Regions from separate parts of the Mus musculus genome. Here region 1 is linked to region 2. Evidence: chromatin loops called from intact Hi-C (ENCODE). Cell type or tissue: gastrocnemius. All regions are shown on one strand.

Region 1 (2,500 bases), 420 kb after region 2:
ATGGGGCCTCCCAGTGTGGCCTCAGCTGTCCTGGAACTTGAAGTGATCCTCCAGCCTCAGCTCTTAAGGCTAGAATTACAGGTGTGAGCCACTGCACACACCTAGCCAGTTTTTCTGCCGGGGAGAAATGGATGCATCTCCCTTCTGCCCTCTTCCCGACATTGGGAAAAAGAAGGGGAGGCAGAGGTTTGTCACCTCACTGGGACTAGGGTGCTGCAGTCCGGTTGTGAGGCTGTGTAGCCCCCGGGCACAAACAGGCCTGCCCACCCCTCTGTGGGAGGTTGCGGGCTCTATCTGGCCATCTGAGCCTCCAAGGCACACGGAATGACTGACTACGGAATCTGCTTCCTTCCTCTAACCCTGACAGAAGGCTCAGGCGCTTGTAGCACCAGCGTGTCCATTGTTGTCCGAGGCGCAAAGATGCGTAGTGCAGGTAAATGGACTGCCACTTCCCCTCTGCTTCATAGGTGGGACATAGGTGGGAGCCAGTGGGTCACAGAGTGCTCTCCTTAACCCCACAGAGACAGAGCCTGGCTCCAGAGGAACAAGCTGCTTTCCTGCATTCTGCCTCCTTCATTTCGCCAAACCTTGTAACTCATGGGCTCATCCTTCCTGGTGCATAGCTTACATCTTTTCCTGATACTCTATTTTCGAGGCTCCGCAATGACAGAGCAGAGCCAGAACTCTAGTGCTCTGGGGGATGATGGTGGGCAAGAGAAGAATAGCTTTCAGTCTTGGATGGAGGAATGGGAGTGGGAAGAGATGAGGAGAGGAGGAAGACGAGTACCCAGCTGAGGACAAAGGAGGAGCATCAGGAGGACTGTGAGGAGGAGACAGCATCCACCAACTCCTTTCTTCCCCAGTTGCAGTTGAAATAGAAGGTAGACAACTGGAAGGACTAGCTAGCTGAGACAAGGGAAGGATTCTGAGATAGTAAGATGAAGTCAAAGTCTGCATGAGTCTAACAGCGTCCGGAGTGGTACAGGCCCCTCGGTGGCAGCTACCGGAGCAGGAGCTGAGGTAACCCAAGGTGCAAAGAAACTAGCTCTGCGTGCCAGCTTCGCAGGGATTCTCGAAGCACCAGACACCAGAAGGAAAAAGGCTGGTCCCAGAGCCCCCTTGTGGCTGCTCAGGGCAGGATCAGAGGCGCCATACGCACCCAGCCTGGTTATGAGGCCTGGGCAGCTGCAAGGAGATGACTGAGCTCTGAGGTCAGGCTAGGCAGAACAAGGCTTAATGCCTTGGATTTCCATAGCCACCGGCTTTTGGCATGTCTCCTCTTGGGCTTCAGTTTCCTTATCCATCCAAAGAGATCAGATTTGATTTTGGATGGTTCCCTCACACGTGTGACTCCAGCCCTGAGGGAGAGAGACTGAAGCCAAAGGAGTAGGCTGCAATCCTCCTGTCTTACAAGTGTTGGGATTACAAGCTGAAAGTATCATATCTGGCACACTGTACAGTTCTAAGAGTTCAGCATGTCCAAGTCCCACTTCAAAGTCCCACTTGGTACTGTCCTTTAGTCCCAGCACTTCGGAGGCAGAGGCAGATGGGTCTCTGTGAGTTAAGGCCATCATGGTCTAGGACAGCCACAACTACACAGAAAATGTTCATCTTAAAAAACAAACAAACAAACAAACAAGGCTTCAGCATGTGGTAAGGGTGAGGCTCAGGCATACAATGGGTTCTATTCCTCTGAATCTCTCCCCTGCTGAGATCTTTGGGAGAGGGATCCCAGTAACCCTTAGAAAGAATCATAGACAGACTGTGAAGACTCAAGGCCTTCTACTGTGCCTTCAAGGCAGGGTAATCTGCAAGCTTTGGCTTAGCACCCTGTGGGTGTGCTGGTGATCAGTCAGGCTGGCCTGAGGCCACAAGCAGACAGCAGGAGATCAGTGAACCATCAAGAGCTAGTATCCCTCGTGTCATCGCATGCTTGGGCTCTGTAATGCTTCGTCTTGGACACAGCTAAGGCTAGGTGAAACAGAGGCCAGAGGCTGAAGTAAGAGCCACTCAGACATGTTCTGTCTCCCGCACTACCGAATGCACAGGCTAGCCCCACAATCAGGGCTCCCCACACATGTAGCTCTCCAGAGACTCCATTGGTCCTAAAGAGATGGCTGAGTAGATGAAGAACAGCACTTACAAGTCCTAGACCAGGATAAAGGGCAAGGGCAGGGAGCCTGTAACACTGGTGAGGCCCTGAGGAGACCTCAAGCTTTGCATCATTTCTAGCACTTGTGATAAAGGCCAAGGATCCTGACAGGGTGGGAAAATGTGGGCCAAGAAGGAACCTGGTGAGGGCTTTACCCCAGAGACCATTTCTCCCCTGGAGCCATACTCTTTAGGACTACTCTCCTGGACTATTTGGAAGTCAGTCCAGATATCTAACCTAGAGGGTTTCACTGTGAGGATTATTTTAGCCTTTTACCCCATTTTAAGCCAGAGAAACTATGTTGGAACTCTGAAGAGGAAAGAGAAGTAAGCACAAGAGAGTGAAAGA
Region 2 (2,500 bases):
CTTACACACCTCCTCCTCTTCCAAGCCATTGGTGCACTGGACTGCACCCAGCTACAAATAACACCACAATCAGCTTTCCCAGAAGGGATGCTTTCATCCACCTAACCAGCCTAGCATCTCACCGGCTCTCTCTACCCTTCCACAACTCCTCTGATTCTTTCTCTCCAAACCCAATAGGTTTCCCAGGACCACTTAGCTGTTCAAGAAAGGGGCCCTTTTTATAGGAAGACCCTCCTTCTAAGTATCTTACTAATTACAAACAGAAAGCCTGTCTGTGAAGGTGGTGTTCCTTGGTTTGGTGGAGGGAGTCAGAAGCTGGGGGATTTAAAGTGCAATTTCCTGTACCTTTTTCATTTCCTGCTGGGGGTTGTGGAGAGCAATAAGCAAGGTGGGTGGTAAGGGCCAGAAGGTCTGGGCAAGTGGGGGATGGGTGGGAGTCTTCTTCCCTTCATACACACATGCCATCTTTCCTTCTCCCTGGCTCAAGCTTCGTCTTTGGAGAAAGGGACACTTGACACACAGAACCTGGTACTTTTTTCAATGTCCCTCTTCCCTCCCTGAGGTAAGGAAACCCCGTGGAAGAAATGGCAGATGATGCTCGAGAAAGTATTAAAGAATAGAAGATGGGTAGGAAGGAACCTTAGAACCTGGTTGAATATCCTACAGTTTCAGAGATGGAAACTGAGGCCTGAGACAGGCCCAAGGTCAACCTGCCTAAGGTATCATAGAGATAAAGGTGTTGTGGTTGGCATGTACCTGTCTCTCAAGATTTGTGGTTTAGTGTCTTTTTTCAGGCATGGTGCCTATGGGTAAGGGTGAAGGTGTGAGTGTGTGTTTGAAGGGAAATGGTGAGATACAAGGAAGTGAGGTAAGGAGTAGGAACAGTACAGAAATGGTCCATCCAGGTCCTGAAATAGCCATTCTTTAGCAGCCTTTGTGGAAGAGCAGGAAAGCCTTAGAAAGCACAGTCTTTTGTGTGTTGGGTCAGGATGAGAGGAATAGGTAGGTACAATGGCCCTTGGACTGTTAGTTCAGTGTTAGCTAGCCACTTTACAATCAGAGTTGGATGAGGTGGGGGAGGGGGTCATGGCGGAGGACAAAGGAGCCAATTATTGAGTGAGTGGATTAATTGATTAATTGTCTAGAAGCTTCCAGTGCTCCCCCACCAATGACATCCCCTCCTCTGACCCCAGTCAGGCATGGCCTCGGTTGGCCTGGATTATTAATTAGGGCTTGAAGTCATTTAACGATGATTTCATTATCGACGTGCTGTCTGTCTCGGCTCAGCCCGGTTGCCAGGGCGACTCTGATCGATTGCCTTCCGGTCTCCTTGGCGTCACCACCTTCTTCATCTCCCAAGCCTGGCTGTTGGCGGGCAACCCCCTAGCGGTCATTTCTGGTATTGTAGTTTTCCTCCTTGCTGGCTGGCTTAGGAATAAGCCTGGAGGTCTTTCAGCCTGTCGGCAGGCTGGGCTGGGCAACTATGGTTCCCTAGGCAGATGTGTTGCATTGCATGTGCTAGAGACACTGGGGGTCAGGTTCTTCTTCCCTCTGGATTCCTTGATTCTGCCCCCTGGTGGCTTTCCACTGATGCGTCTTTGGAGTTAGGGATTGAGAAGTAGGGACTTTTTAATCACTGCTCACTGCAGCCTCTAAATTTGCTCTGGGGCCCCAAATCGGCAGGGAGGAAATTATTTCTGTTGCTAGGAGACTTCTTGGACAATTAGCCACCACCCAGTATTCAGCCTTTCTCTTCTTTAACATAGCCAGCAAGGGAAAGGGGATTGTTCCTCTTATGTTGCCCTATTAATGCTGGTAGTTTTCCCTAGCCCTGACAAGGGCAGGGTGATCTAGCCTTTGCAGAGCTCACCTATTTCCTCAGTCTGGAGACAACCCAGAGCAAAGACAGTATTCACAGGACTTTATTAAGTCTTAGTTCTGTTCTTGGCTGGTTATTTGGTTTTTTGAGACAGCGTCTATGTAGGCCTGGCTCTCCTGGCACAGGATATGTAGACCCAGGCTGGCCTTGAACTCACAGAGATCTTTCTGCTGTGACTCCTGAGTGCTGGGATTAAAGACCTGTTCCTAGTGCTCTTGGGCTAGATTCATGCATGTGCTCGGGGGCTCTGGATCCCTGTGCTAGCCTTACTTCTTCCTTTGGTGGGTTTCATATATATATATGTGTGTGTGTGTATATATATGTGTGTGTGTGTGTGTATACTTTTGGGATATATATATATATATATATATATATATATATATATATATATATACTTTTGGGGGCCCATGCCTGGACAGTTGCTTGAAGGCATTGGTTATGGCTTCTCACAAGGTGCATAAGTGGTTGACTCCAAGGGACAGGATAAGAGGTCATATCTAGGCACAGGTCTCAGACTTCCCCCCAGGTTGGTGCTGGCAGTGAGCCTGGGGGTGGCTGTGGCAGCAGCTTCACCCTATCAGCTTTCTGGGCACATCCACCACCAGGCAGCACCTGAGAGGG

The links. Peaks named below come from ENCODE experiments on the same cell type or tissue, not always from the same donor. Only the 100,000 strongest peaks of a DNase experiment are listed, where the experiment ranks them.
Region 1: a loop joins it to region 2, with 2.9 times the contacts of the local background. A loop is called at or near these places in 23 of 42 quality-filtered maps.

The regions. Positions count from the first base shown.
Region 1 is chr15:103,171,595-103,174,094 of GRCm38, forward strand. No RefSeq gene overlaps it. Among named protein-coding and RNA genes, the nearest start is that of Smug1, 9.6 kb to the left of the region's middle. In gastrocnemius, a CTCF peak has its summit at 1,141 (motif pointing left); a DNase peak (open chromatin) is centred at 1,128; H3K4me3 peaks cover 204 bases; H3K27ac peaks cover 1,518 bases.
Region 2 is chr15:102,751,993-102,754,492 of GRCm38, forward strand. Gm36560 (a long non-coding RNA gene) reads left to right here and starts at 2,291. Exons shown (of 7, transcript XR_001781775.2): 1 at 2,291-2,500. In gastrocnemius, a CTCF peak has its summit at 1,397; a DNase peak (open chromatin) is centred at 1,393.